Regions from separate parts of the Homo sapiens genome. Here region 1 is linked to region 2. A link is an interaction called in ENCODE POLR2A ChIA-PET data of the cell type or tissue named here. Cell type or tissue: GM12878. All regions are shown on one strand. Each heading gives the region's core, and the rest is flanking DNA. Links, peaks and the distances in the headings are about the cores only. Region 1 overlaps TSEN2 (tRNA splicing endonuclease subunit 2). Region 2 overlaps RAF1 (Raf-1 proto-oncogene, serine/threonine kinase).

Region 1 (4,399 bases), core at 70-4,069, 160 kb after region 2:
AAAGGAAGTTTTAACTTTTTCACTATGAAGATTCTCATTTATTTCCTTTTTCCCCTGTGAATTTTTCCTGCAGTTGTAATCATTTTGTTGGTGAATTTTATTTTACGTGTTGCTTTTTTCACCCAATTGTACCTAATAAGCATGTGCCTATGTTTTTGTTTTTTTGAGACAGTGTCTCACTGTTGCCCAGCCTTGATCTCCCAGGCTCAAGAAATCCTCCCACCTTAGCCTCTTGAGTAGCTGGGACTACTGGCATGTACCACCACACCCAGCAATTTATTTTTGTTTTTAGTAGAAATGAGGTCTTGCTATATTGCCCTGGCTGGTCTTGAGCTCCTGGCCTCAAGTGATCCTCCTGCCTCGTCCTCCCAAAGTGCTGGGATTACAGGTGTGAGCCACTGCACCTGGCTCCTATGTTCTTAATATGACTTCATAAACCTCATTCTAAGTCTACATGATATTTCTTTGAATGGGTATCTCATATCCCATTTAGCAATTAGATTGTTTCTAATTTTTAGCAATTCCAGACAGCTCTAGGGTAACTCTGACAGCAAGTCCCTTCATGACGTAGCTCTTACCTGGCCTCCCTAGGCTTTTCTCAAGATGGCTGACTTCCACACGTGAGCCCTTCTTGCTCAGCTGTACTCAAGATCAGGTGTAATTATCACCGCATTTTGTTTTCTCCCAAATAAAGGAGAGAATACCACTGGCCTTGTCTTAATTTTATAAATTTTTTTAAAAGTTATTCACCAACTCTGGGGTTTTAGTTGAAATGGCCCTCACAGCTGCTGTGGCCCAAAGCCTGCTGCTTCCCTTGGACCCTACAACAGGCCAGCTACCAGCTGCAGGCAAAAGACATCCCTATTAGCCAACATCTCCAGGAACGGATGGCTTTGGAGGAAGCGATTTATTTTCTTCTACTTACTTCCTCATTTGGGGCAGCCTCCCTCTCGCTCATGGCACACTCCGCTTCCTCGACCAGCACGTACTCATGGTCAGGCCCTCTGTCCCCAGGATGCAGGAGGCCGATGTGCTGGCTGCCGTCTTCATGATGAAGGCCACGCTGGAGGATGAGAGCATCTTGTTTGCAGCAACAGACATGGGGCAGAGGTGAGGCATCCTCTCGCACGCTTTTCTCAAAGCTCTCTGTTGTTGGGTGGCAGCCAGAGCCCTCCTGCAGGCAGCCTAATGGCTCACGGGGATCACCCACACCACCTGACTTTCCAGAGTCCCCGTTTACCACAGAAGGTCTCTCTCCCCCTGCTGTGCCTTCCATGTTGGAAACCATTCCAGAGTTAAGCTTGTCATGCACTTGAGCCTCTTCATTCCTTTTCACAGGAGGATGCTCAAGCGGTTTCGTGTAATCCTTGAGGATTCTGCGCACTGTACTCTCATCCTGCCCCTGTCTACGCATCAGCTCTGCTGCCCACTCAACACTATGCTGATACCTGCAAGACAGAAATACTGTTAGAAACAGCACTCGAATTTCAAAATTGAAAAAACAACAAAGCACATAAAACAGACTGGAAGGTGACACACCAAAATGTTTACAGCAGTATTATTGAATGGTGCATTATAGATAAATATTTTTCTTCTTTATACTTTTCTGCATTTTCTTTTCTTTCTTTTTTTATTTTTTTGAGATGGAGTCTTGCTCTGTTGCCAGGCTGGAGTGCAGTGGTGTGATCTTGGTTCACTGCAACCTCCACCTCCTGGGTTCAAGCAATTCTTGTGCCTCAGCCTCCAAGTAGCTGGGACTATAGGCATCTGCTAACACACCTGGCTAATTTTTGTATTTTTAGTAGAGATGGGGTTTCACTATATTGGCCAGGATGGTCTCGATCTCCTGACCTCACGATCCGCCCGCCTTGGCCTCCCAAAGTGCTGGGATTACAGGTGTGAGCCACCGCGTGTGGCCTCTGCATTTTCTAAGTGTTCTGCAACAAGCATATGTTACTTCTTGTTTCTTTGCTTTTACAATATAGTTTCATTTTATTTGCTTTATTTGAAAAAAAAAAAACAAAAAAAAAAACAAAAAAAACTAACCCCCAGTTTAACAAACTATGAAAATTTATCTAATTTAAAACTGATAGATTAAGTGATTTAGGTAAATAAACAAGAAAATGGCCATCCTTTATCAAGATTTTTTTTTTGTATTATTGTTGTTATTTTTTGAGATGGAGTCTTGCTCTGTCACCCAGGCTGGAGTGCAGTGGCACGATTTCGGCTCACTGTAACCTCTGCCTCCCGGGTTCAAGCGATTCTTCTGCCTCAGCCTCCCGAGTAGCTAGGATGACAGGCTTGCGTCACCACCCCCAGCTAATTTTTTGTATTTTTGAACACAAATTTTTGGCCAGGCTGGTCTTGAACTCCTGACCTCAAGAGATCCGACCGCCTTGGCCTCCCAAAGTGCTGGGATTACAGGTGTAAGCCACCGCTCTCAGCTTGTTTTGTATTATTTTCAATTTTGGATCTCATAATGTTTTCAGATAGATATGCCATTCATAATACAAATAACTTGTTTAGCATTGGAAAGCAAAATGAGAATTTCAATAAATATTCATCACAGTGCCTACTAACCCTTTCACAGGATAAGGAGAGAAATGATTTGGCTTATGTAGATTCATCCACATATTCTAACAGAAATGGCCCTTTTCCTCACAATACTTTGCAGAGTAGATTTTATTGATAAAATTCTTGTTAAGTTTCTAAAACTTGAAGCTAACACCCAAGTTACAAAACACTTCCCAAGTTACAAAAAATTATAGGCAAAACAATAGGGCAAAGCATTCATGCCTAGGCTGTTGGGATGTGTTCATGTGATGTGAGAACTACCAGATGTTGGAAATCTGATCAGAAGGTCAAAGACATTGTGAAACTCAAGTGCTTTTTGCCTCGACCTTCAGTGATTAGTCTGAAAGGCATCCAAGACAACACGTGGCTTGTGAGAAGGCAGATGTAACTTTACTTTTCACCTTCTTTTACCTGGTTAAGAAGACTGAACAGTGCTCGATGCGGCAGCACATATACTTAGAATGGCCCCTGTGCAAAGATGACACGCAAATTTGTGAAATGTTCCAAAAGAAAAAAAAAAAGACTGAATATGTCATAGTTTACAAACTGCTATATCTCACACAGTTCAACAAGGACATTGGCTTCTGCTGTACCTAAAAAGAGACTAGTGGTTGCTTAACCCTGATTCCTAAGAATCCCAAAGCTGTCTATACCCTGTTCACCCCACATGAGGATGAACATCAGGGATGCCTCCCTATATACTGGGAATTGTATCCTAAAGATTAACACCTGGTAAGGCTACCCTAATACCTGAGAGTCAGTACGGCACCGTGACTTTGGTATGGCACATTTTGTGTCCAGCCCTGTTACTTATAACTGTGTGGCAATGCAAATTACTTAACTTCTCCGTGCTTCAATTTTCCCACCTATAAAATGTGGAGATGAGTACTACCACCTCAAAGGGATCTTGTTATGTATTACTTTTAAAACCAGCAAAAAGAACATAGCTGTGCCACAACCTGCAGGGTGTCTTCTCACCTGGAACATGGCCACCTATGCATACGTTTAAAAGAACTTTCATGTGAGGGGTCTAAAAAGAATCTTAGCTCTTCATATCAACATAAGCATTGGCTCTACAGGGTCTATAAATTTCCTTTATTTGAACACAAATTTTTGTGACAATATATTTTTCTGGGGAAGGGACCCAAAACTTTTGCCAAATTCCGTGACTCAAAACACGTGACAGAACCACTGATTTAAAGGGTCAATAGTTCCTCCTTTGACCAGAAGATCTGGAGTGAAGTGAGCACACAGAGGGCACTGCTCTGCTCTTTGCAGCAGAGCAGTCAAAGCAGACGTGGGTTCCAATCCTTGCTCCATCACGTTCTCATACCAGCTATATGACCCCACCTCTCTAAGGCTCAGTGACCATCTACAAACCAGGGATAACTGCACCTACCTCCTGGGGTTGCAGCAAGAATTAAATAAGACACGTAAAGTGCATAGCCCATAAGAAGTGTTCAATCAATACTACTATATCATTGTGGAGTTTTTAGGAGTGGCTTGAAAAATAAATCAGACTCAATATATGGTATCTTGAAAAAGATGTTAATGAATGGAAATGTCTTAATTTGCTGTTGAGAGCAGAGGCAGCAGTGCAGGGATGAACGCAGCCTCTGGAGGTCTAGGTCCTGGAGTTGGCTCTTCCGTGTGGCTCTGAGCTAAGCCACTTAGCACTTCTACCTCTGTGCCTTCTGTCACATACCAGAACCAGGCCATACCTGTGTTCCCTTTTCAGGGTCTCAGAGGATCGCTATGAAAAGTCAAAGGAGACTGAGGCTCGAAGAGCATGTAGAAGAAAGCCTCCAAGTCAGATATGATGAAA
Region 2 (4,399 bases), core at 278-4,277:
AGGGCTAAGCTGTTTAAAATGCAACATAAACATTTGACCCAGTTGAATGCTGGGATACTTGGAAAAATAAACCTGTTACTGTTTCTGTACTAAAGGCTTATCTTTTAAAGATATGTGGTGTTTTTTTAGCGCAGTGGTGCGATCTTGGCTCACTGCGACCTCTGCCTCCTGGGTTTAAGCATTCTCCTGCCTCAGCCTCCTGAGTAGCTGGGACTACAGGCGCCTGCCACCACGCCTAGCCAACTTTTATGTTTTTAGTAGAGACGGGATTTCACCATATTAGCCAGGCTGGTCTTGAACTCCTGACCTTGTGATCTACCCGCCTTGGCCTTGCAAAGTGCTGGGATTACAGGCGTGAGCCACTGTGCCTGGCTGATATGTGGTGTTTTGTGATTATAAATTGTAGTGGAGTTCCTTAGTTTTGTTAAAGTCTTGTCAGTAGTTGTAAAAACATCAGCCAGTTGTGGTGGCTCAGGCCTGTAAGCCCAGCACTTTGGGAGGCCGAGGCTGGTGAATTGCTAGAGCTCAGGAGTTTGAGACCAGCCTGGGCAACATGGTGAAAACCTGTCCCTACAAAAAATACACACACACAAAAAGAAAAAAATCAGCAGGGTATGGTGTAGTATGCCTGTAGTCCCAGCTGCTTGGGAGGCTGAGGTGAAAGGCTCACCTGAGCCCAGGGAGATTGAGGCTGCAGTGAGCCATGTTCATGCCACTGTACTCCAGTGTTGGTGATGGAGTGAGACCCTGTCTCAAAAAAAAAAAGTGTGCCTTCAATAGAAGGCTTGAACGTATTTTATGGGATTTGGTTTAGCTGAAAAAAACAGTGAGAAGCAGATTAAGCTGGTAATTTCTGACAAAAAGTATCTAAAAGATGAAGTGAAGAATGTTAAACATCAAGTATTATATTACAGTTGCTCTTAGACTAGTAGCTTTTAGTTTATAACATGTCATTTGTTTGCTCTGAAGATTAAGCAAGTTCATACTTCTTGGAAGTTAAATTTGACTTTTCCAGAAGCACTGGATTATTTACGAAATAAAAAATATAATTGATAACTTTAAACTACTATTTCAGGTAGTCTATTACTAGTAAATGTATGATTCTACATTTAAATTTCAGGTAAATCTTTGTTAGTAACCTACTGCCTAAAAAAATGTTACATGAGGGAGTACTTTTGTTTGCATGTTAGGATCATAATAGGCCATACATAATAATCTTGAGCTTGGGAGGAGCTTGTTAGCCAAACAGCATGCCTTAATGTTGACTTGCAGAAGACAATTTTAAATATTGCCTTTGAAAGGCAGTGGATAATGTGACAGTGAGGGGGTTTATGAAACCATAAAATTGAGCTTTTTGACTTAGTTTTTGTTTTTAAGTTGTTCAGATCTTGGGAGTCATTTCTTCAAAACAAATGACTATGAGGTGGAAAATTACTTACCTTGAATAAATTAATTGGAAAATCAGAGAACACTGGGTTTATTTAGGATGAGGTTGTTTGGTATGTGTATGGGAGGGTAGAATTCCTAATTGCTCATCTGACTGGGTTCAAAATGTAATACTAGATATTTGTGTTGCAATTCAGTTGGTACTTTTGGTATAGGGCTAACTTATCTTGCGTGTAATTTTTTTTTTTTTTTTTTGAGATGAAATCTGGTGCTGTTGCCCAGGCTGGAGTGCAGTGGTGTGATCTTGGCTCACTACAACCTCCGTCTCCCAGGTTCAAGGGATTCTCATGCCTCAGCCTCCCGAGTAGCTGGGATTACAGGCGCCGGCCACCTTGCCTGGCTAATTTTTGTATTTTTAGTAGAGACGAGGTTTCACCATGTTGGCCAGGCTGGTCTTGAACTCCTGACCTCAAGTGATCCACCTGCCTCGGCTTCCCAAAGTGCTGGCATTACAGGCTCGCTCAGGCATCTTGCCTTGTAATTCTCATGATAGTAATGGCTATTTTTTTCTTGCCTTAGAGTTGTAAGTAAAAATTCCTTAATTACACATTAAGGTTTGATCTTTAATTTTACAATGTTTGAGTCATTTTGTTACTTCTTTTCTCCCAGAATGACTTGCGTAGCTCTAAATGATTTTAGTTAATTTCACATCTGTTTGCCTTTCTTCTAAAATGACCCCTAGAATCTCAGCTTAACTAAGGAAAATGTCAAGTGGGTGTTGTTTCTTTGTTAGTGGTTTTGGCCTAGACTATCTAAAGTTTGGCAAATTACTCACAAAGTATGTTAATTGGCATCACATTCCAATCAGTGTACATAGCATTTTTTGAGGAACACTTGACACACGGTTTTATTTTTAGACCAGATTCTAAGGGGTTTTACTGGGTGGGGCTTAACAATCCTAAAGCTAGTTTACGGTTTTAAAATCTTTATGATTTAGAGGTTGTTTACATTTTTTGTTAATAAATGGGAAGCAGCAGGCAGTGGCAGTCAATTTTGTTTGTTTCTTTTTTTGTTTTTTTTGAGACGGAGTTTCGTTCTTGTTGCCCAGGCTGGAGTGCAGTGGCATGATCTTTCCTCACCACAGCCTCTGCCTCCTGGGTTCAAGCGATTCTCCTGCCTCAGCCTCCTGAGTAGCTGGGATTACAGGCATGCGCCACCACACCTGGCTAATTTTGTATTTTTAGTAGAGACAGGGTTTCACTGTGTTGGTCATGCTGGTCTTGAACTCCCTAACTCAGGTGATCTGCCTGCCTCAGCCTCCCAAAGTGCTGGGATTACAGGCGTGAGCCACCACGCCCAGCCCTCACATAACTTTTATGATATTATGTTCTTATAATTGTTCCATTATTAATTATAATTAATCTCTCACTGTGCCTAATTTATATGTTAAACTTGATCATGGGTATGTATGTACAGGAAAAAACATAGTGTATACAGTATAGTATACTGTTCTTGCTTTCAGGCATTCATTGGTAGTCTTGGAACATATTCCAAGTGGATATGGAAGCACTACTATGTGATGGAATGTTACTCAGTAATAAAAAGAAAGGATGTACTGGTGTATACTACAACATTGGAAACATATTAAGTAAAAGAAACCATGCAGGAAAGACCACATATTGAATTATTCCATTTATATGTAATGTCCAGAATAGGAAAATCCTTAGTGACAGAAAGTAGATCAGGGGCTGAGGGATGTAGGGAATGGTCAGTGACTGTGATAGGGTTTTTTTTTGTTTTGTTTTGTTTTGTTTTGTTTTTTTTTTGGGTGATAAAAGTGTTCTACAATTATGGAGATGGATCCACAACTGTGAATATAATAAAAGCCATTTTATTGTGTACTTTTTTTTTTTTGAGATGTTTTGCTCTTGTTGCCCAGGCTGGAGTGCAGTGGTGCACAATCTCAGCTCACCGCAACCTCTGCCTTGGGTTCAAGCGATTCTCCTGCCTCAGCCTCCTGAGTAGCTGGGGTTACAGGCATGCACCACCATGCCCGACTAATTTTGTATTTTTAGTAGAGATGGGGTTTCTCCATGATAGTGAGACTGGTCTCGAACTCCCGACCTCAGGTAATCTGCCCACCTCGGCCTCCCAAAGTGCTGGGATTTACAGGTGTGAGCCACTGCGCCTGGCCCCTGCCTGGAAATTCTTAAGAATTAAATATTATTTTCTTTGAGTAAGTAATAATGTCAGATGTCACAAAATTTAAAGGATATAGAAAGTTATGTTGTGCATAGTTATTCTACGTTCTCCTTTGTTCTCTAGCTACCCAGCTTCCTTTCACAGAGGGAAATGTGAATTCTTATGTATCCTATTTTGTGACGACACAAAAATATTTAAGGGTAGATGTGCTGGCCTTACTTTCTTGCTCAAATCTTCCAGGCTCTCCCTGGCTACCAGACTAAGTATATACAATTCTTGCTTCTGTGTCTTGCTCACATGGCTTTCTCATAGTAATAGTATGTTTAGTGGAAATCAAAAGCCAGTATTTTTAGGCCCCTGTAGGTGCAGGCCAGTGCACTTGGTGCAGCATAAGGCAAGTTCCTACCTTCAAGGACCTTATCTAATTGAGAGAGGCTGACATTTCCTTACTTTTATCTATTCCTCTTTTTTTTTTTTTTCCCCGAGATGGAGTTTCACTCTTATCACAAAGGCTGGCGTACAGTGGCGTGATGTTGGTTCACTGCAACCTCTGTCTCCCGGGTTCAAGTGATTCTCCTGTCTCAGCTTCCCAAGTAGCAGGGATTACAGGCATCTGCCACCACGCCCGGCTAAATTTTGTATTTTTAGTAGAGATGGGGTTTCATGATGTTGGCCAGACTGGTCTTGAACTCCTGACTGCAGATGATCCACCTGTCTCAGCCTCCCAGAATGCTGGGATTACAGGTGTGAGCCACCGCAGTGGCCAAGTTGAATTTCTTGTATAGATGTCTTATGTCTCAGTTTAAAAATG

What was found. ChIA-PET counts read pairs that join two places held together with the same protein. Peaks named below come from ENCODE experiments on the same cell type or tissue, not always from the same donor. Only the 100,000 strongest peaks of a DNase experiment are listed, where the experiment ranks them.
Region 1: POLR2A ChIA-PET joins it to region 2 with 5 read pairs; 3 of 35 experiments call an interaction of 5 or more read pairs at or near these places.

Annotation. Positions count from the first base shown.
Region 1 is chr3:12,500,311-12,504,709 of GRCh38, reverse strand. It overlaps TSEN2 (tRNA splicing endonuclease subunit 2), which reads right to left. Exons shown (of 12, transcript NM_025265.4): 5 at 926-1,448. Among named protein-coding and RNA genes, the nearest start is that of TSEN2, 18 kb to the right of the region's middle. In GM12878, for the core only: no CTCF peak of the experiment used is centred there; no DNase peak of the experiment used is centred there.
Region 2 is chr3:12,656,670-12,661,068 of GRCh38, reverse strand. All of the region lies in intron 1 of RAF1 (Raf-1 proto-oncogene, serine/threonine kinase), which reads left to right. Among named protein-coding and RNA genes, the nearest start is that of RAF1, 5.2 kb to the left of the region's middle. RefSeq lists an enhancer at 3,900-4,399. In GM12878, for the core only: no CTCF peak of the experiment used is centred there; no DNase peak of the experiment used is centred there; H3K4me3 peaks cover 1,235 bases; H3K27ac peaks cover 1,387 bases.